Linked DNA regions of Mus musculus: regions 1, 2 and 3 are each linked to region 4. A link is a loop called in an ENCODE intact Hi-C map of the cell type or tissue named here. Cell type or tissue: heart. All regions are shown on one strand.

Region 1 (8,000 bases), 330 kb before region 4:
GCTTGAGAAACAACAGTCCCGGGCACGAGAGTCTCTCTTTCCACCCGTGTGACTGTGATATGTGAAAGGGGAGACAAGGTAGAGGCACAGAAGGGGTGAAGGTAAGAGTGCTTCTTTGTTTCATGCCCATAGTTACGCAGGAAACTGTGCACTGCAGAGTTGTTGTTTTAATGGGAAACAGTGGCTAGGAGGGCAATGATATTACAGGCAGAGCAAAAGTTGCTGGAGGACCAGTATATGGCAGTCCAACCCTCTCATCCAGCCAAGGAATTACCCTAACTGTAAGGAAAACTGAAATTGAGTAAGTCATTTGTGTTGCTTTGGGGGCACAGACACGGACAAACACCTGCATATTCACACTATATGCTTAAATTATTACTATTGTTATTGCTATTATTTATTTTGAGACGGAGTCTCGCTATGTAGCCCTGACTGGCCTGAAACTCACTCTCTGCTGCCTCAGCCTCCTGTGGCCCGAGTGAGCACTTAGCCAGCTTCTGTGGGTTCACCTGCTGTCTTCCTTGTACTGGCTCTGCAGACTTTCAAGTTCAGGGGTCTCCATCTCCTCCACCATGCTGCAGTGTTATTCTCTACAAACACATGAAATGGGGCAAGGGAACCAAACTGACTGCTGGGTGTCACGATTGTGCTCTGTGGGACAGACCCTCAACACAGTCTAGGTCTGCAAAAGAGGCGTATTTGAAAGGGCAGTCCCTTGACACAGGCGGAGAAGGGCTAAAGTAGAACCAACAGAGTCAGTTTTTAGGAGAGATGCTTTCTGCTCAGCCACTCTTAAGACTTTTCCTGGATCATCGTCAGCTCCCCTTTAAGAAGAGGATGTAGCTCACGTGGAGAACCTAACATCTTTCTGTTTCAGTCTCCTAAGTGCTGGGATTATAAACATATGCCACCATGCCCCACTCAACGATTTCTACAAAACCAAATAAAACAGAACAAAGATCCAAATTCATGGGGCTTGAAGCATGGATCCTTAGTGAGAGTGCCCAAAAGTCTGAATATCACCTTCAGGACCCACATGATGGACAGAGAGAAGTGACCTCTCCTACAAATTGTCACCTGACCCTGACTGCACATTTGTACATGTGTTTTTGCACACGCACACCAAACAAAATGAATATAATTAAAAATTGCTTCTTAACGAAATTCATCCTATGCATCTAACTCTTTAAAAATCCCCAGAAAGAAGCAGCAGTCTAGCATCAACTGATCTTCAACGGACACTTGTGGGACGGGTGTTTCTACACTGCTCGGTGATCTCATTTCTTCAACATTTAAATATCATTCTTGCTTCATCCAGCACATGCTACCAAAGCCCTGGGCACTGTGGTGCCCTGCTTGCATCCATGCAGAAGGTCACAGATATGTAAGAGCCGCCAGACATCATCAAACCTACATTTTTCTCTGTGGGTCCTGCTTCAATTCAACAACAACATACTGTCATTCTGTCAATCAACTCATGTGTCCGTGCTCCCCAAAACAGGGAGCTGAACTTTCCTAAGTAGTATGTGGCAAGTTAAATATAGCCCTAATTAAAAAGCCAGTCTTTACATTGAACTTCAGTCAATTCTAGCCATGTCTTGTAAGACAGGGCCAAAACATTGCCTACCGAGACAACCATCTTTAAAGATGGCTCAATTCCATCTCGCTTTTGTCTTTTCTGGGGCAGCTGTTCCTACTCTTCACCATCGGTGCTTGCAATGCGAGCACTGGCCCCACTCTAATGATGCTGAGTCTGGCTGGGGTGTAGAGTTGGACCAAGACAATAAATTCTAGTCTAGCCATCTTAGTGGAGTCTTCTTGCTAGATGGACTAACAGCACAGAGGGCATCAGGATAGTCTCGTCTTGTTATTTCATGCAAAGGCTACTGTCTCTGTGTTCTACAGGGCCAAGAGGTACAGACATCTGTTTCATTATTAACAATTCATTAGAAGGTGACAGAAAAGTTGTCAGGCCTTCACAACAGCACAGCCTGTCTCTGAAACCATACAGTGGAACAGAGACCCTCCTTGGCAGTGCAGACATTAGAACCAACTGCTAAGCCAGAAACATGCCAAGGTCACAGTCATCCTTGTTGACTCTACAGATACAACAAACCAAGTAACAAGGTCAGGAACAAAGCTCTTATCCTTGCCCTCCCCTCTTGGGAGTAAAAGAACTTCTCAGGGGAAATTATTTCCACCGAGCCAAGAACTGCAGGCTTTGGGAATATAAGTCTAGAATAAGCTAATAGGGTTTGGGAAGTTGATGTATGAACTTGGTGTAAACCTAGAATTTGCCCATCTCTGAGGTTTTAGTACTAAGCACTGCCTAGTATGTTATTTTTAAAAAAAATCATGCCTCTCTTCTAGAGAGTAGACCCTCTTCCATGAGTTAAACAGCATCAGAGACCCAGTCACAGAAACAGGAAATTGAGGAGCTGTGAGGAAAGGTGGTAAGAAGGAAAGAGCCGGAAAGGAGAATTAGATCCGACACTTGCTCTGTTTTCCTTAGTAGTCTATAACTCCACATACAGCGTCATCATCGCAGCAGCGCATTACATTGTAGAAATAAGAGACTGAGCGATGAAGGAAATATGGCCATGCCGACGTCAGTGACACACTCAATGTAAGAATCTGGTGCCCGGCTCCCTGAAACTGCTGATCGATAGACAAAAGGACAACCGCAGCACTCCCCTGCCTTAGCACCATTTCTCTTCTGGGAGCTGGATGTTATTATTCCCAAGATTATTTCTCTTCCACAGTAAAGGAATAAGCATGCAGGGGTGGGGAAGGGTGTCTGTATGCTGCAGGAAGGGCAACGGGGTGACCGGACCCCTTAACACTTGGATGTAATATACAGCGCCGCCTAAGTCATTCTCATGAAATGTGATACGGGCTTCCAAGTCCCGCTCTCTCAAGACAATGGGGGAATTTTGAGTCCTATTTAGTAATCACCTGGGCTTTGCGAATTGAGCATAAGCAGATTTAAGTTTAGTCTATGCACACTAAATTTACTACGGGAGCCTGGTAAGGCAATTTATGTAAGCAGGGCTTGGGTTCTACACGAGCTGTGCTGATTTGTAGAAACACACACAGACCCAGCAGGTCCTATTTCACTGGTGGTTGTTATTGGCTCCCAGGGACTTGAATGTTTAAATCCCCACAAGAGTTGTGCCTCTTTCTTTCCAGGTATGAAGCGCAACTCAAGACCTGGAATGCTGACTTGAGAGTAACCGTAGGCAAGTGAGCAGAGCATGGTTTGCTTTCAGGTCTGCTGGAAGTCCTAACACGTTCTTATTAAAGGTTTAACAGGCTGACTTTCAGATCTCTGATGAAACAATGGTATATTTAAACATTATTTTATCCAAGGAACAGAAATCACACATATGGCCGTGAATGCCCCCACTTACTTCCCACCCACTTCTATAAATTGATTTGATTTTTTTTTTCAGTTTCTGGGGGGTTGCGAGAGAGAGAGAGAGGGAGAGAGAGAGAGAGAGAGAGAGAGAGAGAGAGAGAGAGAAGGAAGAGAGGAAGGAAGAAAGGAAGGGAGGGAGGGAGGGAGGAAAAGAAGAAGAGAAAAGCCCCTGGAAGGTTACTCAGTTTGAAATTCATAATTGCTTTCTTCGCTGTCTGTATATATTTGAACTCTTAGACAAGCTTAACTCACTAGAGTCTAGAATTGCACATGGATGGGAATTCCTCATGTTCTTAGAACTCCCAGGTTCCCGTGAGAATAACTGGGTGGGATGTGCCAACCCTCAGGGATACAGATGTAACATCAGAGAGTTCTGGGAGGCTTGTTTTCCATGTAGTTTCTCCAGTAAGGATGCTCAAAAAGCCTGAGAAGTCAACAGTGGTAAAGACTCACGTGGCCCTTACTAAGCTGCCAAGTGAGTCAATGGCTCCCTGCATGAGGTGTTATTTTCTTGAAGTTTTCCTTCTTAAAGGGCCTCGACTCTCCAGGTGTCTTAAACTAGGGTCAGGTCTGCCCTGGCAGCTGCTGAGGAAGCCGAGGTTAGGGGCTTCACATAGGTAAAGTTGCTCCAATTTAAAATCACTGTGGTCTCTGCTATGTAAGCAAAAAGTGTGGTGTGATGGGAGAGAAGAAGACCAAGAGGACTGTTCTCTGGGAATTCCTTTGTGAGCAAATGTGATTCATGGGGGGGGAGGGGCGGGGGGCGCGGGTGGGGAGGGGCGGGGGGCGCGGGTGGGGGGGGCACGGGCAGCACAGCCAAGGCCCCACGGGCAGCACAGCCAAGGCCCCGGGGAAATCTGAGTCCCAATCTTTGAAGGGGATTTAGTTTAATCCCTGCAGTCTGGTGTGTGTTACAGGTATCACATAAATAAAATCCAGTTTTCTGAGACAGCAAGCTATTGCTTAGCATTTTTTGTTGTGTGTGTGTGTGTGTGTGAGAGAGAGAGAGAGAGAGAATTTTACAATATCTATTTTAAAAATTTCTTCCCCAACTAGCTTGACCCTAGCCTTTCTGAGAAATAGAAAGTTTTCTTTCTGCTTATAAAGCAGATTGGCTTTGTTTCGTAAGCAAAGGGATTTTTTAAGAAAGGAATTCCCACTGTTAGGCAAGATTTTATTTCATACATTTACTTTCTCAGGGAAAAACATGTTCTTCTGTTATTAATCTTCAAGAGTAAAATGCCACATGTAATCAAGATTTTTTCCAAATAACATGAGCTAGAGTTTTTCTTTTGCCTGTTGCACAAGTTACAGTTGGCAAAGATGAGCTCCTGAATGGGAGTTACACTGGGTGACCTGCAGAGGGCGCTAACAAGGGTAACATGAAAAAAATATGGACAGCCTCTTAGAGTCTAATTTTTGAAGGTAAAAATAAACAAACAAACAAAAAAACCCCAAAAAACAGAAAAACAAACAAACAAACACCCCCCCCCAAAAAAAAAAACCTCCAAAATTAAGCTAAGTAGTTTCTTCCCGAAGGGTTTGGAGACTTTCATTTCACGTGTGGCTATTTTACCTGGTCAGTTTTTCTAGTCTAGCTCTGCCTTCTTGGTTGTACAAAATCAGAAACAGAATGTTTTTCGAGATCTGAGGAGCAAGCAACCACCATCATCATGTTCATCACTGTACCAGGCACTGCTTGGTACATAGAGGCTCAAATAGTGATAACTAAGCAAAGTTAAGGAGATAAAAAGTAGAGATTACAGCAGAGGGTCAAAGCTCAAAGCATGTAAAAACAAAATGTAGGTGGTGAATTGTTTTTTTTTAACCCCCCCCAGAGCAAACTATATTGCATATATATTTACCTGTTCATAATTCGACTAATTTATTAGTTAAATATTTACATATAATAAGCATTTATTCACTGAGTGCTTAACCTTGCTGGACAATGATCTAGGTACGTGTAGAATATTATTTGCCACAGTATTGTACTTTCCTAATTGGCAGATAACCATAAAATAGAATCAAAGCAGAATCAAAGCAGACTAGAGGGAAAAGATGGGATATACATACATACATGCATACATACATATACATACATATATATTCTCATATATAGACTATATCATTATAATCATTTTATGTGTGTGTGTGTGTGTGTATATATATATATATATATATATATATATATATATATATATATATAATCTCCATCCCATCATTCATATATATATATATGGAGAGACAGAATACATAACACCACAATGCTATCAGTAAAGATCATGACCCAAGGGGCATCATTTGTGTACACTGGGTTCTTTCTCGTTCATTGAAAACGCCAGCCCTTGCCCTGACCTCCTTAGAGGGAAGGCTCTCTCAGCGTACATGGTAAGGTGACTGAGTGGTCCTGCTCATGTGGGTGTTTCTGACTGAGATCTTAGGGTGACTTCTGACCCACCTGAATCAGATGAGCTGCACTCTCTGGACTGCCAAATCGAAGGTCATGCCCGTTGATGGCCAGCACACGGTCATTCTCCTCCAGCTGGCCGTGTCGGTCGGCGACACCCCCATTTAGCACGTTGAAGATGAACACGCCGGGCTCATCCACCCGGCGCACCAGCTTTATGCCAAGCTGCTCCTCGGGGCTGCTTTTGTTGAGGATTACATGGAAGCTGTCATCCCGAGGTCCATAGGAGTCCGGCACGTGCGCATTGCTTCTGCTACGGAACTTCTGCTCCCGCAGCACCGTTAGCCGCAGCACCTGGCAGGGCTGCCGCAGGAGCCGCACGGCATAGTTATGAGGGACATTGCTGATGTCCATGCCGTTGACCTGGGGGTGGGGCCATTTGAGAGTAAGCCTACTGTAAGCATTCTGAAAAGGTCCATGCCAACATGGGGTTGATCCTTAGTATCACAAGAACCAAGTCAAGCCATCACAAGCCCAAGCCTACAGAGTCAGCAGGATATTGTCCCCTGGCCTGCTCTGCCACCTCCTTTTGTCCTGTATCCAAATAACCTAATCTTCCACAGTCATTTTCTGGTCTCTATGACTCCACACTTTCTTCCTTCACCCTAGTCCTTACCTCAGCTTGTATATTTACAGAATCCTGACTTTCATGTTGCCAATTTATTTATTTATTTATTTATTTATTTATTTATTTATTTATTTAAGTTCATAAGGAAGAAAGGATGGAAGAAAGAGATGTAATTATATGAAAGAAAATCCCCAGACGTTTCCCAAGTCAAGCAGTGGTAGTACATGCCTTCAATCCCAGCACTTGGGAGGCAGAGGCAGACAGATCTTTTTGAGCTAGAGGACAGCCAGAACGAGTTCCAGGACAGCCAAGGCTACACAGAGAAACCCCTGACTTGAAGGAAAAAAAAGAAAGAAAGAAAGAAAGAAAGAAAGAAAGAAAGAAAGAAAGAAAGAAAGAAAGAAAGAAAGAAAGAAAGAAAGAAAGAAAACAAACAAACAACAGTCACCTCCCAGTTTTACTCAAATTAGCATTCTGGAAGCACTGTGCATGTGAAGCACAGGCCTGGCCACAGCTCTGCACCCCAACATCAGATGGTAATATCTAGTGCCTTCTAGAACAAAACAAGCTGAGACTGTCTTTCCAAAACTCAACCAACGTGATCTTACTGGGTTACCCATACTGTCACTTCCAGATCTTCCATGTGTGTGTGTGGGGGGAGAGAGAGAGCGAGAGAATGAATGAATATGTGCTTAATTGTGTGCCAGTGTAGAGTATCTGTGTGAGTGAGCCTGATCATGTGTAGGTGTGTTTGTTATGTTATCTATGGGAATGTGCCTGAGTGTGTTTTCACATTATATTATCTATGTGAGTGTGTGTGTGCTCTTGCATGTTAGAGTATGAATGTGAGTGGGCCCGTGTATGTGTGTGTGTGTTGTATGACATAGTATGTGTGAGTGGGCCCAAGTGTGTATGTTGTATAACATAGTATGTGTGAGTGGGCCTGAGCCCATGTGTGTTATTGTATGGTACAGTACCTGTGAGTTGGCTTGTGTGTGTGAGGGTGCCATTGTATGATACAGTATCCTTGAGTGTGCCTGTGTGTGTATTTGTAGGTGTGAGTGAGTGTGACAGTGTACTTATAGGAATGCCAGGTACCCAATCAAGATGGATGTCTGCAAGATCCTTTGTCTGGGTTCTAACTATACAGGGATGCCTGGGGCTTGAATAATTCCAAACAAATTAATGCTAAAGGAACATTCAAGGCTATTTACTGAAAGCCTGGCCACTCTCTCGTACTCCTTAAATATCCCAAAGCTAGGCCTCTGATAATCTCCCGGACTGCTGCTGCAGCTGACTTTCTGGCTTTAATTATCCTGGCTCCACAGGCCCAGCCTGGAGGCTGTAGCCCCAGTGTTTGTCACTGCCCTGGAAGGAAACAGTTCCCAGCAGCCCTGCGCTGCTTAAGGAAAGGGCCCCACAACGAGCAAGACGTTTCTTCAGTTTCTAGAATTTGCTACGATTTTTTTGTACTTGAAGCCATTGTTAGAGGCACACTGGCCTTATTTGAGGTCAGTCACCTCCTGCTCCAGCTCAGAGGTAGATGG
Region 2 (8,000 bases), 1.3 Mb before region 4:
GATCCTAGCACTTGTAAGACTGAGCATGGCAGTTCATCCCATGTCTCACTCCAGTGCTGGGAGGTTAGAGACAGGCCCACAACAGAAGCTTCTGGTCAGCCTGCCTAAGATAAACAGGTGAGCTCAGGTCAGCGGGGGTCGGGGGTGTGTCTCAAAAATAAGGTGGAGACAGATTGAGGAAGACATCCAGCCTCCACATTCAACTCATAGATACATGCACCCACATCCACATGCACACATCACACATCACACACACACACACACACACACACACACACAGAGTGGGGGTGGAGTGCTACGAAAGGGAAGGGTAGAATAGTATGGTCAAATATACCAGAGAATAGAACTCTATGCTAGAATCCTGACATTGCTAAGGAAGCCAGTCTAAGAAGGAAGACGAAGCTCAAAGGACACGCCTTGAACACGCCCCATTAGCTCAGCTGGGTGCTCCACCATTGGATGTTTAAGTTGCAGTAGGGCATTTGCTGACCGTTCTAATTTGTCTCTAGGCATGTCATACATCCATGCCATAGTGGGCAGAGTGATACTGAGATCACTCTGTAGGGCTGTAGAGTTGGTGGAAGATTTCTTAGTGGTATTGCTTTGACTCGTTTCATACATATAATTAAGGGTAGAGATGTTACAGAATCTTAAAGAATCTAGCATTTACAAAGTGCATTAGGTCATGGAACTACAAGCCCAGGAACCACATGAAAAAAAAAAAGATATTTAGAATGGCAGTTTAGCCTTAATCCACAAATGAGCAGAGGCCTTGAGAGTAAGATGGGAACCAGCTTTCCCATTTCAAATAAACTGTGAGTGGACAACTTCACATTTGAAAAGCTTCCCAGCAGGGGTTAGCACAACCAGACTTCCACATTGTCACCCACGATTCACTATCAAAGCTGGGCATCTGTTTCCTTCTACTGGGTGGCTGACAAGTGTGTATATTGCAGATTTAATTACAAATTGACTTATAGTGCTTTCAGAATTTTAGTAATGAAACGATGTGTTAAAACGTGCTGTAAAATGATCTAGAAAGGCGACCCAGTCATTGGACAATTGTCGAAGTACCTCGGTTGTCACACGATAAATCAGGTCCTTTAGTAACTCATTTCTTTTGTTGGAACATTGGGACCAAGGCATTTTATTCCCGTGATACTTCTGTCTCTTTAGATCAGGGAACAAGTTGTAGATTTTTGCCATAGACCAGTAGATGTCAGCATTGGTCCTGTCCTGTGGGTCATGAGTGTGAGGCAGGATGGAGCAAGTTCCCTTCATTATCATTCGAGAGGCTTTTGCTGTTGACACAGCATAGTGCACAACTTTCAGTTGTTGGAGATTCTGACAGAGCTAAGGGGTTGTGCATACTGAAGGGTGATGCTTGGGGGAAATTTGACTCCCACTGTGGGGCTCTGTGTGGTAGTGTCCTTAGGCCGGGCATGATTCAGTCCTGGTGGCTGCAGAAGAGACATATAAACACATATATTCAGCATTTTCTGCTGTGTGGAGCTCTGTGCTGTCTGTAGACTCTGTTAGCATCACTCTGTGTCCCAGCTATCCAGGACTTTAAGCTATAATAAAGCTTTTTTTTTTTTTGTAGTATAAATAATCTGCCTCTAGTATTTTATTACAGAAGTAAAGGATGTACAACCGGGTACCCAATAAAAGTTCCAAACTGGGAATCTCTTGTGTGTTTTATACATGCTTATCTTTGTTTTCTAAGATACAATATTACATAATATTGTATATTGTATTTGTATTATAAGATAAAATTGCCTCCATTTCCAATGCTGATACCAGAATGTATCCAGTGTGTATGTCTTTCTTTAAATCCCTTACCTTATATCTTTACATCTTCATTTCTAATTTCCTCTTGCTTCTCTTTGAATTTCTCCCTTTTCCTGGTTTCAGTTGTTCTCATCTCTTTGGCACCCATGCATTCCCTTACATATAAGCATCTAACCTCTAAGCGAAGTATGAGTGGATATGAAGACAGCAAATGACATTTCACATGAAGATTCACATATGCCCTGATTCATACAATGCATTCATTTTACTGAACTTTCAAATGATTTTGACTTTAAATAGTTAGGCTGTTAAAAACAATTAAAAAATAAATTAGATGTACAATAAATCTGAACTATGGTAAATCTTAGCTCAGTGAACTCAATGAGAATATTAGCTAGTATTTCCCAAATTGTTGACAAAAATACTTGGTATGCACATCAAAGATGCATCTGTGGGTTTCCTGTCAAGCCTAGTAATAGTCTCTGGGGCATTTGCATCAGCACAGAAAGGCAGGTTTGGAAATATTGGCCAAAGATCGGGCTTCATTAACCCTTGAACAGGATACCTGAGGCCTAATGCAATCCCTGGAACTTTCCCAACTGTGAATGCTGTGTGACCTACAGACTGCATGTGCTCAACTACTTGTTTCCATCCAGAAATATGCAAGCCATTGAAAATTGAGCATATTTAATCCTTATCTGCATGTGTACCTAGAACACATGGCAAGTCATTGGCCACACATCTAGATTGTCGATAAAAGAGGCTGGGGGAGAATGCTCATTTTATTTCCCATATATATGTCAATATTTTCTTGTCCTTAGTGTTGGATACATTTTGTTGTTGTTGAGAAAACTATACTTCTTTACTCCCTTACATCGCAGAGATCTGGGCTCAGCATGTGTGATTGAAAGCTGGGGTCATAGCTAGGATCGTGACTCCCCACGAGTACAGCTGGATAGTCGCCGTCACAGGCCAAGGGGAGTGAGGAGTTCCTGGATGACCTAGGCTTATTCCTCCATTGTCTCTAGAGGAAAATCCCAAAGGAGAGAAGGTGACATCAGACCCCCACGGGTGGCCCGCCATGACTGGAATTCCCACAGACACGCCATCGAACAGTTTGGACTTCTACTTTGAAAAAATATCAGTGATCCCAGAACTGCCAGAAATATACTTGCTTTGTTCCCCAATGAACAATGCAGCCCCCATCTTCACTTCTTTCAAAGCCCAATATAATTTGCCACCATCAAAGCAAAGTTAGATTCTAAAGAAAGAGTCACGTGTAACCCTCATTTGAGTGAGACAACTTTTGAGAGGCTTGGCTGGGTTACTAATTCTCTAAACAATGTTAGCTAGAAACAACAGCTCTTTTCAATGTTTGAATTCAACCTTTCTCTATTGACTATCGGGTGGTGAGAATGTAACAGGGATGGCATTGGATTTATCAAAGTCATAATACTTCCTGGTGTGACCTCCCCTTCCCTAAGTAGCTGCCACCACAGTTGGAAGAAGTCCAAGCAAGCAGCATTTCCCAGGGAAACTCAGGCCTGGGACCCAGAAGTTCCCTGGGAAATGTCTGAGAGAAGGCACTAGATGGCAATATTGCTTAGGAAATGAGACGAGCACACTTGCTGTTGGTAATGGTTCAAAAATAAAAAATATTAGTCCTCAGATAGTATCTACAACGTCATTCCTAGCTTAACTGGTCACTGTAAACTTGGAAAACATCTTGCATTGATAATGAATGGTCGGGATAAAAATATAGAGTGTCAGAAAATCTAAACAACTATGTCATAGCACCCCATAAAGGATGTATATGCTTATATGCTTTATCCTCTTAAGGCTCAAGAAGCAATTTCTTAAGCACAGGAGGTGAAGGTGGGAGTAATTCTTGTTTGGCTATCTATCTATCTATCTATCTATCTATCTATCTATCTATCTATCTATCTATCTATCTCATCTAGCATCTATCAATCATTTATCTATTATCTATCATTTATTAGTTTATCATTGGTCAATAGTCTATCATCTATTCATTAATCATATCTATCTATCCATCTATCAACCATGCCTGTCTATCAGTCTGTCAGTCTGTCTGTCTAATTGTTTATCTATCTGTCTATCTATCTATCTATCTATCTATCTATCTATCTATCTATCTACCTATCAACCTATCATCTATCTACTATCAATCATCTATCATTTATTATCTATTTTTCTATCATCTATCTATTATCTATTTGTCTATTATCTGTCATCATCTATCTATCTATCTATCTATCTATCTATCTATCTATCTATCTATCTTGGTATTTTAAAATTTCAATCTAACACCACCAACCTGGAGTTCTTACTGAGATGAATGCAATGAATGGCTTGGGATGTCAGCTTTTTCTCTTCTTGTCTGGCAGAGAACTTGGGCTGCATTCTCAGCGTTCACACCATGACCACCTTAACACCAGTTGCAGAGGATCTGATGCTCTCTTCTGTTCTCTAAAGGCATCTGCACATACATGGTGCACACACGCTCAGGAAGGCACATATACACACAAATAGATGTAGAGCTGGCTTACAGCAGCTATGGTTTTCTGCAAAAATATGCACAAGAGCAAGCCAGGCCACATCTAGCATTGATAGGGAGGGCTCATAGAGTTATCGACAGTTGACAGCTTCTAGTGGAGGGAAAATCCTTTTATTTTCAGGGGTGTGGCTCTGGTAGACTGATCACAATCCAGCGGATTGGCCCCATCACCGAGTTTATAAAGATATGAGCAACACAAACTATATTTGGTGGATTGTTTAAGAGGAAACAGGATATGACCTTGGGACAGAGTGTGGAGAAAATTGGGACTAGATCTGGAAGGAGTTAGGTGGATGAGCTAGGGTAAATATAATCAAAACACGTTGTTTGCTTGTACAAATTCTCAAAGTATTAATAAAAATATCTTCAAAAAAGAAGTCTTACTGCAATGGAGAAAGCAAAATGGTCCTCACCCGTCTGCTTAGGGACGCAGCTGATCTATACTGGGAATGAAGGTTCTTGCTGAGAAGAACCTACAACCAAACCATCAGAGCTGTAGTAACATTATTGCTTGAGACAGGCCATTCTGAGAACAGTGTACCCTGGAACTACGCAGCACCCAATGGCCTGCAGTGAATCTGGACAAGAGGAGGAGGCTTCAAGATTGATTTAAATGACATCTTTAAAGTTCTTGGTAAGCCTCATCTAAGAAGAGAACATGTGTGCTCCCCTCCCCCAGTTAGCCAAATTCTTCAATAGGATTCATTCTCACTCCTCCCTCTCCCCTCCCTCTCCCCTCCCTCTCCCCTTTCTCCCTCCCTCCCTCTCTCTCTTTTTCTCCCTCCCCCTCCCTACCTCCCTCTCTTTCTCCCTCCCTTCCTCTTCCTCCTCTCCTCCTACTTTCTTCTCTTCTGTCTCTCTCTCTTTTGGCTTCTTTAGGAAAAGTGTAAGGGATTAGCATTTGACTTCAAATGAGGTAATTCAAGCTCTTGCTTTAAATGCCAATAGCTCAGTATTAATGATGTTTTAACGCAGAATCAAGAAACAAGGGAATATGATGAGCTGTGGCAGTAGTTTAGGGGATTGTGGGAATGCATTTTCCATCCTCTGAATTATCAGGTTGTCTCCAAACGAGCTCAACTTGGCTGGTAGATACCTATTATGATTTGTGTCTGTTCATTAAATCCTGCTAGAAACAAAATTCAACCTAAGAAGTGAATTTTTTTTCTCATTCCAGATGAAATAACATGTATCTGTAACTTGTCTCTGTTGTGAAACCAAAGTGTGTGTGTGTGTGTGTGTGTGTGTGTGTGTGTGTGTGTGTGTGTGTGACTAGATCAGTTCCTGTACAGCTGTGGGTAGGCATGGATCCTGCCAGCCCACTACCACCTTGTTCCTGGAGGTGATTCAGGTCCTACCCTGATCATGGAGGTGAACTGTCAGTCTGACATTGCTGGCTGCTCTAAAAATAGTGTGCTTAATCTTTCAAGGGAGCAGTGAGTCAAACTGAAGGAATTCAGCAGCCAGAGGCTCTTTTTTGAGTAAAATATCTTCACTCACATTGAAAGAGAACATCTTGTATTGGAAAGACCGAAAGACAGATACTGACAGATAGTGGAGCCTGGCTAACTGCTGGACTAGCTCTACTGTACATTCTTTGGCTGAGTGTCCTGAAATGTGTATCCTTTTGACTATGTTGAAGAGATGCCTTAAGCAAAATTAACCCAACACTAGCACTCTACAGTCTGAGATTTTGTTTGGAGAGGTCCCACTAAGCCACCTCTCTGTTAAGATCCCCTTTCCCAGAGAATTAAATGCATTTAAATATAGCCATTAATTTCTAAATATGCCAATGTTGGCAGTAAAGCTGTGAGAAACAAAGAAGCCTTCCTTTTTCCTTTCCACAAACGTAGATTCATGCATAATACCAACTACTGAACCCTCAGCAAGCTTCTGTTTTGATTTTTAATGTTTGAAAATAGAGGCACTGGAGAGAGGGCTTAGCAATTAGGAGCACTGGCTGACCTTGCAAAGGATCTGGGTTCTATTCCCAGCATCCACGAGGTGGCCTACAACCGCCTTTAATTCCTCTTCCAGGGGGTCTGACGATTTCTTCTGGCTTCTATAGATACCAGGCATCCACTTGGTATACTTACACATAGATAAAAAAAAAAAAAGATAGAAGTAGTTTAGTAATTTTAGGGCAGGGTAAACATTAGAATTTTGTTGTATTCCCTCAAGCTCTTGGACAGAAAAACAAACCAGCCTGACTTATATAAACCAATTTCTGTTTTCTTCTCTGTCTGTCTGTCTGTCTCTCCCTGTCCCCTCTCTCTACTCTCCCACTTTGCTCTCTCCCTCTCTTTCTTTCCTTCTCTCTCCCTTCCTCTCCTTCCTTCCTTCCTCCCCCCCTCTCTCCCTCTCCCTCTCTCTCTCTCTCTCTCTCTCTCTCTCTCTCTCTCTCTCTCTCTTTCTTTCTTTCTTTCTTTCTTTCTTCCTTTCTTTCTTTCAATATAGAGGCTAAGTGACCCTGGGCACTGGCTGACTTGGAACTCATTATGTAAACTAGGCTGGCCTTAAACTCACAGATATCCACCTGTCTCTGCCTCCCAAGTGTATGATAAAGGCATATGACTGATGTGTGTGTGTCTGCACCTTAGGTTTTTTCCCGAAGTCTTTACACAAGAAATACATTCATGGGAACAGGGCATGACTCCATTCTGTCTGCTGAGCCCTTTATAACAAGCTGTCCACTTGTGCTCTCCTCACACCCTCTGTGGCTTTTCTCCAAGATCCCCCATAGGTGAGAGGCCCATTTCTTATTGTCAGAAACTCCAAACAATTGCCTTGAGTCTTGTGTTTTCTTTGTCCCCTTTAAATGTGCATGTGTAGACACAGTCAGCAGACACCAGGGTCAGCGATCTTGTTCCATTTTGTTCCCAGTGTCCCACAGTCTTGCCTGGAGTGTCAGCTTCAGCCCCAGGGCTCTGCCTGACTATAGACCTTTGAACTTTGATGTCCCAGAGCCCAGAGGGAGGCACAGCAAACATGGAGGGAGGACCAGGGATAGTGTGATGTTAAACAGAACACTCTCTGAGCTTTTTTGAGGGAAGCCAGCTGGGTATGACTTCATCACTTTCCCTCATTCAGAGCTTTAAGAACAGCAGACTGCCTGAGCTCCCCAGAGAATGTGGGCTTCCCAGTAACTTGAGATAGTAGGGTGCGCTAAGAATAAGGTATTGCCTGTTTCCAGGGATGGCCCCCTCCTGACTTAGACCAGCACTTCTCAGGACCAGCCTAAGCAAGATGGGAGTTGGTCCTTTCTTTCTTGAGTATGCAAGCTCACTGCCCACCTCAGACTCTGGTATGACACAAGCTGGAGACTGCTTTAGATGGTTTTGCCTTGAATGTGTGAGGTATCCTAATATAGAAGCTTGTGTGTCCAAAAGGGAAAGTTCAGAGTCTGGTCAACCATGATTCTTGAAGCCACCCATGCCTTCCAGAGTAGCTTTCGAGTGGAGTGGATGCCAACTTCAGACATGGGGTGCCATGATCCCTTCCAGCTGTAAACTGTCAGGTCAGAAGCTTCAGACACGGCGGCATGCCAATATCCCTTCGAGAGGATGACAAATCCCAGGATGTCAGAGATTTAGTGGCATTTTGTTCGCAGGCAATCCTGCACACAGGTTGG
Region 3 (8,000 bases), 1.1 Mb before region 4:
GGTCGCTTCTTTAGAAAAGTTTGTGGTGGCGCACGCCTTTAATCCCAGCACTTGGGGGGCAGAGGCAGGCAGATTTCTGAGTTCAAGTTCAGCCTGGTCTACAGAATGAATTCCAGGACAGCCAGGGCTACACAGAGAAACCCTATCTCGAAAACCAAACAACAACAACAAAAACCAGAAAAGTTTAATTCTTGCCATTAATGGTCATCTGCAAATTTCCAATAGAGACCTGTTTGTGTGTTCCAGGATGGATTGCGACTTAGCTTTATAATCTAGTACACTTACGTATAAAGTGGTCTAGTATTCATGAAGGCCTAAATTATCTGTGGTGTGATGTTTTCTCTGTTAGATTATGTTTTCTTCATTTAAAAAAAAAAAAAAACATGTTAAGTCTGAGGTAGCGAGTCAGCTCCGTATCTAGAGCACTTGCTGGTCTTGCAGCGGACCCTGGCTTGGTTCCCAGCACCCACACTGTTTATGACTATCTGTAAATACAATGAAAAGGATCTAACGCCCTCTTCTGGCATCTGTGGATGCTAGGCATGTCCGTGATTCACACACACACACACACACAAGCAGGCAAGTCATCCATACGTATACAACATAAATAGATGACATTATTTTTCAAAGTTGAACCAAAACTCCTGGGATGATAAATCTTAATCTGAGATGTGAATTATGAAAAGCATCCATTTCTTCTCTCATGCAGAGTCATTTCATATACACACAGTCTCATGACACTCAGGTCCACCCGCTGGCAGCAGCTGGGGACTTACTCTTGAGCAGGAGAGGTATATGAGCTGCTGTGTCATTTGGCTCAGAGCAGCAGATCCCAGGCAAGGGAGTTACCTGTAACCTTGCCAGTGTGAGAGAGGATTAAATAGACCCACCTTCGGTGCCAGCTTCTGTCACCTCCAAGCATTATGGGGATAATTGTAGTGAATCTGTAGCCATAAGTGCTATCAATGATTTCACGTTTGTTCACTTCATTACTGCTATTAGCATTGTCCTGGCAGGGACCACCTGGAGTTCTTCCCATACAATCGCCCACGTGACACTCAGAAACCCTGAGAAGGATCATGTGTGTTTGTCTTCATCAGATCCTAAAGAGGGCACCTTCCAGAATTCCACAAAGAACCAGTTGTGGTAAGTTTGAGCCACACTTTTCCTTCTCTGGCCTATAAAGCAGGACTCTGGGATTTTACGTACTCACACAAGGACCTCAGAGGTCATTCTTTAAATGTTATATCTGAGACTGGGGGACGGGGGGGGGGGGGCTCAGTGGGAAAAGGGCTTGCCTTGTGAGCATGAAGACCTGAACTTGGACCCCCAGAACCCATAGAAAGCCAGATGAGATAGCACATGTCTATAACATCACATTCCTATAGCAAGATGAGAGTGGAGGCTCAAAGCCAGCTGACCTGGCGTACACAGTGGTGAACAAGACTTAGTCTTAAACAAAGGGAGAGCAAGAACCAAGGTTGATCTCCACTCTGCATATACACTCACACACACATATACATATCACACACACATATACATACACACAGAGATACACACATATACATACACATCACACACATATACATATACATCATACACACACAGAGACACACACATATACATACACATTACACACACATATATATACATACACCACACACCACACATATTCAGTGCAAAATGGCAGACCCCCTCTGTCAACAGGGCTTCTCCTTCTCTGACCTTGCCTGGGGCGCTTGCTTACAGATTCAGCTTCCTTTCTCCAGATAAGAACCCATTCAGGGAGCGCCTGGAATTCCTAGAGTGCCTCCTCATGCTAATGAGGCATCTCAGCACCTCAGCCTTCAACCAATGAGCTTTGCCCACCCTGGATAGTCCTACCTGCTTCCCCAGGACTATATAACCTTTGATTCACCTCAATTAAAGTTGATCTATCTCCCCAAAGATGAGCCTGGAATGACATCATTTTTATTAGTAGTCTTGGGTCATCTGAAACCCTGTTTGTTATCCTGGGGAAAAGGGTCTCTCTCTCTCTCTCTCTCTCTCTCTCTCTCTCTCTCTCTCTCTCCTCTCTCCTCTCTCCTAAGAGTCTCTCTCTCTCTCCTCTCATTTCTCCTCTCTCCTTTCTCCTCTCTCCTCTCTCCTCTCTCCTCTCTCTCTCTCTCTCTCTCTCTCTCTCTCTTTCTCTCTCTCTCTCTCTCTCTCTCTTTCTCTCCTCTCTCCTCTCTCCTAAGAGTCTCTCTCTCTCTCCTCTCTCCTTCCCTTTCTCCTCTCTCCTTTCTCCTCTCTCCTCTCTCCTCTCTCCTCTCTCTCTCTCTCTCTCTCTCTCTCTCTCTCTCTCACACACACACACAGGTTTAAAAGAAGAATGCTATATCTAATTTTTATGATATGCTCATGTTTTTATTCTTTTTTTTTCTTGTTTTGGTTTTTCGAGACAGGGTTCCTCTGTGTAGCCCTGGCTGTCCTGGAACTCACTCTGTAGACCAGGCTGGCCTCGAACTCAGAAATCCGCCTGCCTCTGCCTCCTGAGTGCTGGGATTAAAGGTGTGCGTCACCACGCCTGGCACTTGTTTTTTATTCTTAAAGGAACACAGTAATGAACATCCAATTGCCTTCCATAAAGGTCCCATTAAGAGACCAACAGGCATAGAAATCCTAATGGTGTGTGCACCATATCTTGTGTAGTAAATGCCTAAAGAAATAGAGGAGGTTGTAGGAGCTTAGGAAGAAGAAAGCAAAACACAGGTTCAGAAGTAATGGCTCACGATAATCATCCTTAGCACCAATAAACTAAGACCCTACAACTTGGAGGCCCAGGAAGATAGCTTTACCTCTTACTTCAGTTTTACTTCAGCCCAGTGGGAGGCATCCCTGAGCTGGGTCCTGCGGGTGTCACCACAATTTAGGGAAGAGGGAAAGGGATTCCAGTCAGGGAACAGGTGTGGATGCTGGGACACCTGACACATGACCCTTAGGAATGCCAAAAGGCCTTGGTGTGGCTGAAATGCACACCATCCCTTATTGGCTTATTTTAGGGGTTTGGGCTTTGCCAGGACAACTGAGGAGGAGTCATTGGAGGGCTTCCAAATAGGCAACAGTCATGATCAGATTCGAGTTTTAGAAAGATGGTCTGGCTGCTGCCTGGGAAATGAACATCAGTGGTTGAAATGAATATCAGTGGTTGCTGATCGGAGACAGGAAGACCTTACCTTGAACACGTCTGGATTTGTGCCGATCCAGAGTGAGTACATGGTAAACTGGGCAGCAAGTGTCTGCTCTCCTGAGACTCTCATTCTGGTGGGTGAAGGAATTAAGTGGCCAGGTACTCAGAGGTTGTGACGACCTTCATTCAGGTGAGGACTCGAGTTTTAGTCCCTGTGCCTCTTGAAGTGTGCATGTGAAGAGCTCCTGACCTATGTGTGATCCTCATGATGCTGTTCTGTCCCCCTGCCCACCAGAGTTTGACTGTCGTTCAGTTGGCCTCTAGTCCACTGTATGTATACGGTGCAGCAAAGCCAAACTGCAGTGTGATTCTACCTGCTTACTCTCTTCTTTCTCCAATGGGACGTTTTGTGGCACCTTTCCCTGGAGAGCTGGAGAAATGGCATGGGTTAGTCGGGACTTTATTAACAAATAGGCTTTGTGTTACAATGGGTTTTGCCAAATTATGTGAATTATGTGAGTGTTCAGGACATATTCAAGGTGAACCGGGAGGAACTCGTTGGAGGGTTTTGCCTGTGCAGTCAATACTTTCTTGGCATCTGGTTCCACCTTCTGATGGGTTTAATGGGAACATAACGTCATAGTAAATCTCTCCCATAACTCCAAAGTGCATGTCTGGACTCTTGTGTGTGTTTAGATGGACTAACTGGCTCAATAGAAATGGATATTAAGTAACACGATTTTGTTTCCTTATTTAAAAAAAAAAAAAAACTAATGGAATGAGAGTGCTTCATAAGAAAATCCTATAGCTTTTGCTGCCAGACACTTTGTTTCTCCCTCACAGAGCCACTGCTCGGGAGCTATCCTTTCATTTCCATGTTGAGAGGAAAAATGGAGAAGCCAGGGAACCAGCGCCGTTTGGAAAATGCTCGCCACAACATCAGGACCCAAGTTCCATCCAGCGGCGTATACATACATATGGGTGTGGTGACACCGTCTTTCCATGGTACCAGGGAAGCAAAGACAGGCAGGTTCCTGGAGCTCGCTGCCAGTCTGCTTAGCCTACCCTGTCTTGAACAGCAGGGGGCAGCAAGAGACAAAGAATACAACGCTGAACTGGGCTTCCCCAGCCCCCATCCTTGTTTGGCTTAGAAGAGTATGAAGTGGGGAGAGGCCGGTGGAGGAGTAGGAACCGAATCCAAGCCACAGAATCTCAATTCACAAAGATAAGTGGATGCAGGCCTTGCTGGAGCAAGATTTACTGAAGACAATAGCCAGACTTGAGTTTCACTGAAGAAGCCGCCCTGTGGAATCCTTAACGAAAACCTGGCTCTCTTCGGTGGCATCCACCGCATTGAGAAATAGCTCCGTAAATGAGACAACCGAATGTAGTTCTCTTTGAATAAAATTCGGTGACCTGAAGTTATTCTGCTATGAGTGGGAAGCATGAGTCTCAGAAGCTAGAGGTACCCGGGCATCTGGGGTGCCTGGCATCCAGCACTGTACCTCTCTGGACTCAGCTGATCAGACCAGGCCATATGTAAAATACTGGGTCCGGAGGGGAGTGGTCGTAGACAGAGTCTCACATGTCTCTAGAATCCTTGTGATGCGTGAAAATCTGAGCCTTAATGCAGGATTTTCCGAGCTAAAGAAAACTTAATCAGGAAACGGATGGGTTTGTTGCCAAATGTTTCTATGGCGTCCTGGAGTTAAATGGTGAAATTAGAAGTCCTGGCATAGCTTTGAGGATCCTGTGATGGCCTGAGCATTTCGGCTAGGCGTGAGTGTGGAAGCAGCTAGGGGATGGCGCCAGTCCCGTTCCGATTTTGAATAGTTGTCGCACTATGGAATAAAGCCACAGTGTGTTTGTTGCACTCAGATTTCCACTAGGATTTCTTCCTTCAGTCTCCCCAAGCTTTGGCTTTCTCATCGGTAAAATAATGTATTTAATAGGGATCTGGGGTGGATGGGAAATGATACACCTGGGGACGCTGAGATGCAACTGTGGTCCAGATGGAGCTGGAAGCTCCTCTCTCCGGCTCCCGGGAAGTCCCACGGGGTTTACTCAGACCTCCCGGAGTTTTCCAGGCGTCCCGCCAACTCTTGAAACACAATAGATAAATTTTTTACTTATAAGTTGCTATAAGTCTTCTCTCAAGTGAGATGTACTTAAAAGTGCAGTGTGCTCGACTTTGAAACTGTCTTAGCAATCATGGACAGCGCTAGGTCTTTCACAGGTGGTTGTAGCATGGCTGGAGAGAAACAGGCTTTAGAGCCGGCCAGTGACTCCTCAGCCTACAATGACAGGGCCAGTCCCGACTGTATCGAGGCTTTCTTTTAGAAATCTGGTACCAACTTCACAAATCCTAGTGGGAGAGGCAGGGTCAGGGACATCAAGAAAGTTGCAGTACAGGCTTGTTGTAGAATATTTGCATATTTACTGTTTCCAGTGCACCTCACTTTGAATCGGATACAGATTTGCTCAGGATATAAAGTCAGCTTCCACACCAGATCGGTCGGGTTAGATAACTGCAAATGTCACTCTGTTTTTTTTTTTTTCTTGGCGTGCAAATGGTTATTAGTGTGAGGTCTGTATTATGACTCTGAAAAAGCTTCTGAACGGAGTTTTGGTATTTTGGTTTTACATTGGTAACAATCTTTTTTGGCTTAATCAAAGCTTTTGGGTGAGGGGTGGCATTCATTACATCACTCTGAAACTCTGGCTGGCGTGCAACTCACTGTGTAGACCTGGCTAGTCTTGAACTTGTGGAAATCTGTCTGCTTCTGCCTTGTAAGTGCCGGGATTAAACTCTGACCTCACCAGGCTCAAGGTCATTTTTCTTTGCATTCAGATGTTTAATAAATTTTATCCTCTTTTGGGGAGGCCATCATAGCTCAGGTAATTGTTAACCTCTATAGCTACATGGACAAAACCCAAGCAGACACAAACCAGTGTCCTAAAGAAGGGCCCTCCTATTTCCTGACGAGTCCACAAAGCTATAAAAACACTCCACTGCAGCAGCAAACACCTGTTGACCTGGGACTCTCAATAAAGTGTGTTTGGTCGGTGTTTAGCCATGGAATTTGCACTTTCTGATTGGCATCAGACTGTATTCACTTACAGCTCCTCATCCAGTCAGCAGACACCCAGGCACCATGTTGAGATGGCTTCATAACTGTGGCGATCCTCATAGGCTCACATATTTGATTGCTTGGTCCTTAGGGAGTGGTGTTACTTGACAAGAATTAGGGGGTGTGGCCTTGATGGAGTAGGTGTGGCCTAGTTAGACGAAGTATGTTGCTGGATGTAAGCTTTGGGGGCCAGCAGATCTGGGTATAGAACTCTCGCTCCTCCAGCACCATGTCTATCTGCACACTACCATGCTTCTGGCCATACTGATAATGGTCTAAACCTGAAACTGTAAGCTAGTCCCTATTAAATGTTTTCCTTTATAAGAATTGCTGTGGTCTGCTCATGGATTGGCAGGATTAACATAGTAAAAATGGCTATCTTGTTGAAAGCAATCTACAGATTCAATGCAATCCCCATCAAAATCCAACTCAATTCTTCACAGGGCTAGAAAGGGCAATTTGCAAATTCATCTGGAATAACAAAAAACCTAGGATAGCAAACCTATTCTCAACAATAAAAGAACCTCTGGTGGAATCACCATCCCTGATCTCAAGTGTACTACAGAGCATTTGTGATAAAACTGCATGATACTGGTACAGTGACAGACAGGTAGCTCAATGGAATAGAATTGAAGACCCAGAAATGAACCCACACACCTATGATCACTTGATCTTTGACAAGGGAGCTAAAACCATCCAGTGGAAAAAAAGACAGCACTTTCAACAAATGGTGCTGGCACAACTGGTGGTTATCATGTAGAAGAATGTGAATAGATCCATAAAACAAAATGGCAACTAACAAATTGGGAAAGGATCTTTACCAATCCTAAATCCAATAGGGGGCTAGTATCCAATATATATAAAGAACTCAAGAAGTTGGACTCCAGAAAATCAAATAACCCTATTAAAAAATGGGTCACAGAGCTAAACAAAGAATTCTCACTGAGGAATGGCTAAGAAGCACCTAAAAGAAATGTTCAACATCCTTAATCATCAGGGAAATGCAAATCAAAACAACCTTGAGATTTCACCTCACACCAGTCAGAATGACTAAGATCAAAAACTCAGGTGACAGCAGATGCTGGAGAGGATGTGGAGAAAGAGGAACACTCCTCCATTGCTGGTGGGATTGCAAGCTGATACAACCATCCTTGAAATCAGTCTGGCAGTCCTCAGAAAACTGGACATAGTACTACCAGAAGATCCAGCAATACCAATCCTGGGCATATACACAGAAGATGCTCCGACTTGTAATAAGGACACATGCTCCACTATGTTCATAGCAGCCTTGTTTATAATAGCTAGAAGCTGGAAGGAACCTAGATGTCCCTCGACAGAGGAATGGATACAGAAAATGTAGTACATTTGCACAATGGAGTACTACTCAGCTACTAAAGACAATGAATTCATGAAATTCTTAGGCAAATGGATGGATCTAGAGGATATCATCTTGAGTGAGGTAACTCAATCACAAAAGAACACACATGATATACACTCACTGATAAGTGGATATTAGCCCAGAAGCTCAGAATTCCCAAGACGCAATTTGCAAAACACATGAAACTCAAGAAGAAGGAAGACCAAAGTATGGATACTTTGATCCTTCTTAGAAGGGGGAACAAAATACCCCTGGAAGGAGTTACAGAGACAAAGTTTGGAGCAGAGACTGAAGGAATGACCATCCAGAGACTGCCCCACCT
Region 4 (8,000 bases):
GTCTGAGGAAGAAGAGGAGACACAGACAAATGGAGCCAAGAGGGAAGACTGTTGAGACAGCCAGGTCTCCTGGTTGGCTGCTACAGACCTGTATCTGCCCCTGCTGAGGCAGATTGTGTATCCTCAGACATTCGGGCCCCCTCCAGTTCCCTTTCCCAAGATCTCTCAGAGAGAATAGGTCTCCTTGTGTTCCTGGAATGGTTTGGTCAGGGCTTCTGTAGAGTTGGGTGCTCTAAGCAGCTCAGTGCATCTGCATCAGCTTAGGGCAAGCTCATAGCTCGCTTAGCAGAGTGCTTGCTTGTGTGGCAAGCATGAAGCCATGGGTCCCCATCCCTTGTATGGCACCAACTGAGAGTGCTAGTATACATCTGTAATCCTGGTACTCAAGAGGTCATCTTTGGCTGTGTAGTGAGTTCTAGGCTAGCCTTCATATGCATGTCCTGGCTCCAAGGAGGAGGAAGAGGAAGGAGAGGAGGAGGGTGTTCGCTTAGTAACTCCCATTTGCAAAGAACTCCCCAGTTTAGATAATCTTGTACCATGGAAGAGCTGGAGGAGATTGGAAAGATAAACTATGGAGAACCTGGGAAGAGTCATGGGCGCTGGCACGTGTCTTGGCACTGAGAAGGAAGCTTAGAGCCTTGAGTCTGAGGCCAGCCTAGGGTTCATAGTAAAATATTGTCACAAAACAAACAAACAAACAAAACAAAAACAAAAACAAACAAGAACTCTCCCTGGTTCACAGAGGTCTCTGAACTCTCCTCTCCAGACACCACATTTATTACACATTTTTCATTCAAATTTCAAAGCCAAACTAGAAAATGTGGTCTGTCAGACAGCAGTGCCAGCAGAGGTTCCCTGCCTAGCTCACTTCACTGCCCACACAGAACCTGCTGTCCCTGACACACCACAACTCTGAACTTTCCATTTATTTGTTTGGTGCTGCCTAGTCTTAAGCCAGGCTGTAAAAAACATCTCCAAACACCGGGACCCCAGGCCAGGGTGGATTCCTAGATGAGTTCTAAATCAGCATTTGTGTTTGGCAGACTCCAGATCTTCGTGGAAAGGCCAACCAAACAGTCGTTATCCATTATGGGTGCCTGCTCGGGCTCTTGTTATTGTGGCTGTATCCAGCGGGGACTGGGAATCCTGGCGCCAGAGCGCAGCAGTCTAGCCCTGCAAGAGTCAAGGATTGAGGAGGCAATAGCAGGAGAAATACGGTAAAGCTTCCATCAACAGCTCTGATTCCAGGATGAGCCCCTGGGATGCAGCCTGGCCCAGGCGCTGGTCCCGAGCTTGTGGCAGCCCTGCCCCGCTGAGACTGCGAGTGATTGAAATGCAATCGACCTATGGTCAGGAAAGAAGCGTGGGGGGTGAAAAGAAGAGAGATAAGTCTTTAATCAAGGTGCCTGTCCATCACCTAACACTCTCCAGACTTAACCCAAGTGAAAGAAATAACTCTCTTTAGTTTCTGTTCCCAGTCTGCTCTATAAATTAAGTGTAGACTGGCTTTTCCCCACTCTCATCCACACAGCTCGCCTCTACAGCAAACCAGGAGAAACAGATTGGACAAAATACCGTGCGGCAGAAACTCAAGAAGTTAGTATTCAGTATATCATTCCTGATTAAATAAACTAGCTAAGAAGCTAGAGAGAGAGAGATTTGAGAGAGCTTCACACACACACATACACACAAGTACATACACAAATGTCAACATATAAATGTACAAACACATATACACAAACACACAAACATACAAACACATATATACACACACACATACACACATATGCACACACAAGCACACACATATATAAACACATACAAGCTGGCACATGCACACATACACACACACACACACACACAGACAGACATGAAAAGAAACTTAAGTTTTAAAAATTTACTCAGTTAGTGCTGGGTATGAGGCAGGAGGATCTCTGTGAATTTGAGGACAGCCCAGTCCACAGAATGAGTTCTGGGTCAGCCAGAGCTACATAGTTAAGTCTCAAAACAAAACTGCCCCTTCACTTTTGAAGCTTAGCAGAGGGGCGATTCCTTCCTTTGGCCTGCCTGAAACCCCATCTTTCCGAAGGAAGGAAAGCACACCTACTCAGGACAGCCTTTCTTGTCAGTAGCCACCAAATGTTTAAGTACTGAGCTCTGAGTCAATCCCAAGGACAACATAAAATCAGTGTGTGTGTCCGTGAGATCATTTGTTTGTGAGTGCACAAGTAATGTGTTTAGTGTGTATAAAAGCCATAAGTTGTCTTCCTCAGTAACTCTCCACCTCGTATTTTGAGACAGTCTCCCAGGAAAACTGGAGTTCATCTTTCCAACCCCCGGGCCTTTTCAAATGAAGTTAAAACACTCACCATCCAGCTTAGGCCATGATGGAGTTTTGTGCAATTATCAAAGGTAGGCCATCAGCCCTCAGCTTTCAGCCCCAGGTATCTGGCTGGCTTCTCTTAAGGGACAAGCCTTCTCCGCACCTCCTAACCCCCTTGTTGGAAATTTCCCTGATCTCTGCACGTTGACAGACGCCTGTGTAAATGCCCCATCAAAAGCCCTCACTGAGAACAAATGGATCAATCTCTTGACTTTGTTCTTGGCTTAGATCTCTTCTAGAGATCTGCTGGTGGTGAGAGGGTGTTGGAGATCAGAAGAGGTAGCACTCCTTCTGGAACATTCCTGGAATGTGCAGTAGCAATCCCTGTAGGCTTTCCACTGGACAGCAGACACCCAGGGTCCCCAGGGACCTGGCCCTTGAGGTAGCTTTATGTCTCTGTGACTGTATCTAACATTTCCCAAGCTGCCCATAGAAACACACACTCTGAAAAGCACACTTTCCTTGCTGGGCACAGCAGAGCCAAATACCTGTCTCTAGAGCTGTTCTGGGAAATCAAGGACTTAGAGTCACTGGAACTTGGGCTAAAGCTTAGGAATAAAAATCACACGTGGGCCAATTCCACATTCTATTGCTTTCCTTCCTGCCTGGATCAGAATCTTCCTAAGTGACACACCCTTCCTCTGACTCTTCACCCTTGCACCCCACAAACCCTAAGAAATAGGTGAGAAGCATGATTCAAATCAACCAAAAAATGAAGTCATGCCAATATTTAGTTTCTAATTGTGATTCATGGTTGTATCAAAAAAACAAACAAACAAACAAACAAAAAAACAACAACCAACCAACCAAAAAATAAACAAAAACAAACACAAACAAACAAACACCCAAACCTGTGTAAATCAAATCAAATCAGCCCACAAGCAGCGATGTCTTTCTCTTGCGGGCCTTGCAGCAGTAGATTGCCTCAACAGACCTGATCAAGCACTATAGCACTATTTGGGGGGCCACACAGTTCATCCCCAAACAACATACTGATGAGCATCATGACCCAATTATGAGGAAAGAATTCCACAAACCACAAAGAGAAAACCCTTCTCTTCCAAACGAGCGGTTGGGAAGGCAGAAGAGATCCTCTCTGTGGCTGCTGACGTGTCACTTTCTGGGGTTTTTATCTTGAGCTCAGAGCTCAATCCAAGCGGAGCTGAGAGACCTTAAACAATGAGGGCTCTTTTCTGCTTCACACCCACTCTTCCGAGCTCAGAACGGAGCAAGCGTCAGGCAAGAGTAGCAGCCTTGGATAAGTTGAGATATTTATGACACCAAAATAAAGATGTTCCCCGTTGCCGAGGCCTCGCAGTCGCACGGAGAAACCACGGAGATGGAAAGACAAGCCAAGGCTCTCTCAGCGTTTATAACCTTCCCTTTTGCCTGCCTGGCCCGCGGAGAAGTGGCAGAGACGCAATCGGACGAAAGAGGGCAGTGTTTGCTGTGGCTTTTGTCCCGCTCTTGGCTCTAGCACAATGCAAGTGAGCCAAGACAGAACTATGCCCAGCATTTCATAACACAGGAAGTGGGGAGTAGATTAGATACCGGGCGCCTCAGTCCCCACAAGGGAGCAGCGAGAGAGTCTGTAAAAAGTCACTGCTTTCCCTCTACAAAACCTAGCTATTCGGGAGGCTTTGGTTTTGGTGGGGTGTTTTGGTCGGCTTGGCCAAATTTCTCAGAGAACTTAAGAGAATGTGTAATATTTTCAAACCATCACGAGTTCGATGGATGGATCCTTTAGTTGAAACCATTCGTTTTGCAGATGGGGGCCAGATTTCTCCATTTATCATCCGTTTCGCTTTGTGCTAAGATTTTATCGCTATGTGAGGGGGCAGGCAGATTTCCCTACAGGAGGTATTTAGAGAATTTGCAGTCATTTCAAAGTAAGACACACACACACACACACACACACACACACACACACACACACACACATCATGAGGTTCTAGCAAGAGAATTCTATCCTGAGCCCTGCACGTCATCGAACTGGGAGAGATTTGATCCATGTTCTTTGGGAGGAACTATCTGGATGTATCATTGTAGTCAATGAAGGACTGAAATTCTAGCAGCTAAAAGGTGCTCATGCTGGCTGCCAACATAGCTGTCTATTCTCAGCTGACATCTTCTCTGTTGACAAGGAAGGATGCTTACTTCTTCCATGGAGTAATTCCTTCCTACAAATATGTTTGAGCTTAGCTATGTATAAGATTACTTTGGGTGTTTGTTTGAGGCAGGATCTAATAGTCACTGTTGCCCAGAATTAACCTCAAACTCCTGAAAGTCCTCCTGCCTCAGCTTCCCAAGTGCCGGGATTACAAGTGTCAGCCACTAAACCTGGCTCAATATATAAGGTTCTATTATAAGACAAAAAACAAAAAAACAAACAAAACGCAAGACAAGGACATAATGTTAGCCTTTAAGAAAGGAGGCATCAAATAAGACACAGGGCTGGATTGTAACCCATAGGTAGAATTCAAGGCCATGGGTTCAGTCCTAAGCATAGCCAAGAGCTTTTTAAAAGAAGAGTCAGACAAAACTATTAATAGTTATAATACAAGAACAGCAGAGTCCACAGGGGAAAAAGTATTCATTGCAAAAGTAGAGGTCGTTTGCATCTGGACTAGAGGATGAAGGAAGACACATGGAAGAGAGACTTGCCCTTGAGCTCTGAAGAACCAGTGGGCTTTAAGAGACCCACAGGTGGTTGAGAAAGAGGCTCGTGGGCTGAGAGAAAGCCAGGCTTCAAGAACAGTGGTGCATACTTATAAACCCAGCACCCCGGAAGCTAAGACAGAAGATCGAAAGTTTAGGGCTCGCCTCAGCTACATGGAGGGACCCTGTCTCCAACAGGAAGCTAAGCTGAAGAAGAGCATGGGCCAATTAAAAGTCAGCCGGAAAGTGCAAAGGATCATACTAAAGGGAGGTGAAGAGTCTGGAAAGGCTACTTATAACTTCTCTGCAGACATAGCAACCAGAACAGTGGATTTGATCCAAAAGCCATGGGTAGGAATGCACTGGGGTGTTTGGGGAGGGTTCAGGGGACAAGCACACACACACAAAAAGACAAAAGCAGAGGAGAAGGCACAGTGATTTGACAGCCAAGTGAATGACATTGGAGATAGTGAGGGTGGAAGTGTCACCAGCACAAGGCACAGGAAGGTTGGGGGAAGAGAAGCAGGAGTTCCCAAGTTCATGTGTTGACTCAGATCCTAAGATAAATAGTCACTACTCACTATGGATCTGGCCAAAGCACAGGTAAGAACCAGGGCTGGTGCTAGAAGGAAGGTCAGGAAAGGGAGGGGTGCATTTCAGATAAAGCCTTGTGCACCTGACAATGACCCTTCAGGAAGGTCATCTTGCCATCCCAAGCCACAGCCTCTGAGTCCCTCATCAATGCTCCAGACACTGGCCTGCTGGGACACTGGGCTTGGCACGTGGCTTGCCTGGACCTTGCCTGTTTGCCACTGGTTTGACCACTGACCCAAGAAAACCTGATATTGAAATAGGGACCGGTATGAAGTCCTGGGAGGAGAGAGGATGCTCACTTGCTGTGCACCAGGATTAATCCTGTAAGAAAACCCACTTCATCCCAGAGCCCACTGAAGGTCTCTGAAGCTTTGTGCTCTGGATACTGGAGCAAGAAAGCCCCAAGTTTGAGGTCAGCTACAGCTATAGAATTCAAAACCCTGTCTCAAAATGTAGAAACACATTGACTATAAAGATATTTTCGAAAACGTGATCTGGCTTTTAGATAATCATTTGGAACAAATTTCTGGGTACACTTCCACTGAAAAACAAATCATAAAAAATTTTAGAAAAAGAAAAAATAAAAGAAAGGAGGAAAGAAGGGGGAAGGAAGGAAGGGAGGGAGGGAGAGAGGGAGGGAGAGAGAGGGGGAGGGAGGGAGGGAGGGAGGGAGGGAGGGAGGGAGGAAGGAAGGAAGGAAGGAAGGAAGGAAGGAAGGAAGGAAGGAAGGGGAAAGGAGAGGGAAGGAAGGAAGGGAGGGAGGGAGAGAGGGAGGGAGAGAGAGGGGGAGGGAGGGAGGGAGGGAGGGAGGAAGGAAGGAAGGAAGGAAGGAAGGAAGGAAGGAAGGAAGGAAGGAAGGGGAAAGGAGAGGGAGGGAAGGAAGAGAGGGAGGGAGAGAGGGAGGGAGAGAGAGGGGGAGGGAGGGAGGGAGAGAGGGAGGGAGAGAGAGGGAGGGAGGGAGGGAGGGAGGGAGGAAGGAAGGAAGGAAGGAAGGAAGGAAGGAAGGAAGGAAGGAAGGAAGGAAGGGGAAAGGAGAGGGAGGGAAGGAAGGGAGGGAGGGAGAGAGGGAGGGAGAGAGAGGGGGAGGGAGGGAGGGAGAGAGGAAGGAAGGAAGGAAGGAAGGAAGGAAGGAAGGAAGGAAGGAAGGAAGGAAGGAAGGGGAAAGGAGAGGGAAGGAAGATGAAATTCAATTCTTTAGTAAATGTTATTGGAAGAAAAATGGGACATTAGGCAGAACTGTAGAATATTGGAAAGATCAGGAAGGAAGCTTGAATCCTGCCGTACTTTAATAATCTGTGTGAGCATAGATCTGTCGCTTCACTATTCTGAGCCACAGTTTTCATGTCCGTACAAGAAAGTGATAGAATGTTCTATCTAACATTCTCTTATGACCAGGTAACTTAGGGAACACTGCTCTGCATGGTTCCCAGCACAGGGTAGATTAATGAAGTCACTGCTTTCCCTACTGTGGACCACTCTGGCACTCAATAGTCTCTGATGAGCCACTCCACCTTGTTCCCTGCCCTTAGCATCATCCTAACTAAAACATGGGGCCCCCATGTCCACATGTTTTGATCTGTCACAGAGCTCAGCGTTCTTGCCCTTGTTACTTACCGAGGGAGCCCTGCCCCTTAACTAGAAGGCAAGCATTTCAGAATTCAGTCAAGCCCAGTTGCCAGGGGATTCTGAGTCCCAGAGAAGGACCCATTCCTCTTCCCAGCACTCCAGAACCAGAAGGTGCCATTCCTGGCTCAGGTCCTCTTGACTATAGGGAAATGTCACACTGCCTCCTGATAGTGGCACTAATGAGCTTAGTCCATCTGTGCAGCGCTCCTCCCTGCCCTCCATCGCAAACTGTGCATTTACAACACTCCCTTCCATCCTTACCCCCAAGACAAAGCTTTGGGGAAACAACAGAGGCAGTTACACACACAGGCCAAGTGGCTCCACTCCTCAGCTCCATCACTGTGGCAGTTAAACAATGTCTCAGCCCCTCTGTGCCTCAGGTGCTTCCTCTGCGAAATGGGATGGCAGCTCCAGCTTTCCAAAGAGCGGTCACAGAGCTGGCTTGAGATAATGGAGCAGGGAGGGCTCTAAGAACCTGATGCAGAGCAAATGCTTGTATTTTACTGGGAATGGAACCCTGAGCCTTGGTGCATTCTAAGCACACAGTCTATCACTGGGCCTCACCCTCAGCCCAGCCCATAGCCAGTCCTTTAAATGTCTTCTACTTATCCATTCTCTTCAAATGGGCACACTGGGGCCCAAAATGGTGAGTTCAAAGGCACACCTCTGAAAAGACAGAGCAACAGCTTTAATGGGGAACTAAATCCACAGCCAGGTCACAGATAATTAGATCAAGATA

The links. Hi-C counts contacts between places; a loop is a spot of excess contacts. Peaks named below come from ENCODE experiments on the same cell type or tissue, not always from the same donor. Only the 100,000 strongest peaks of a DNase experiment are listed, where the experiment ranks them.
Region 1: it touches region 4 in a loop (3-fold over the local background); 2 of 42 quality-filtered maps call a loop at or near these places.
Region 2: it touches region 4 in a loop (5-fold over the local background); 4 of 42 quality-filtered maps call a loop at or near these places.
Region 3: it touches region 4 in a loop (2.1-fold over the local background); 3 of 42 quality-filtered maps call a loop at or near these places.

What each region holds. Positions count from the first base shown.
Region 1 is chr5:74,614,098-74,622,097 of GRCm38, forward strand. Lnx1 (ligand of numb-protein X 1) reads right to left here. Exons shown (of 11, transcript NM_001159577.1): 6 at 5,877-6,248. Among named protein-coding and RNA genes, the nearest start is that of Gm32304, 30 kb to the right of the region's middle. In heart, a CTCF peak has its summit at 4,773 (motif pointing right); no DNase peak of the experiment used is centred here; H3K4me3 peaks cover 197 bases; H3K27ac peaks cover 983 bases; H3K27me3 peaks cover 371 bases.
Region 2 is chr5:73,682,986-73,690,985 of GRCm38, forward strand. No RefSeq gene overlaps it. Among named protein-coding and RNA genes, the nearest start is that of Gm34902, 35 kb to the left of the region's middle. In heart, CTCF peaks have their summits at 1,204 (motif pointing right) and 3,389 (motif pointing right); DNase peaks (open chromatin) are centred at 5,726 and 7,396; H3K27ac peaks cover 2,144 bases.
Region 3 is chr5:73,849,945-73,857,944 of GRCm38, forward strand. No RefSeq gene overlaps it. Among named protein-coding and RNA genes, the nearest start is that of Gm34960, 49 kb to the left of the region's middle. In heart, a CTCF peak has its summit at 4,245 (motif pointing right); a DNase peak (open chromatin) is centred at 4,287; H3K4me3 peaks cover 521 bases; H3K27ac peaks cover 658 bases; H3K27me3 peaks cover 372 bases.
Region 4 is chr5:74,940,397-74,948,396 of GRCm38, forward strand. It overlaps Gm52779 (a long non-coding RNA gene), which reads right to left and starts at 3,891. Exons shown (of 2, transcript XR_003955748.1): 1 at 3,235-3,891; 2 at 731-1,344. In heart, a CTCF peak has its summit at 3,808; DNase peaks (open chromatin) are centred at 1,195 and 3,855; H3K4me3 peaks cover 1,776 bases; H3K27ac peaks cover 2,878 bases; H3K27me3 peaks cover 2,319 bases.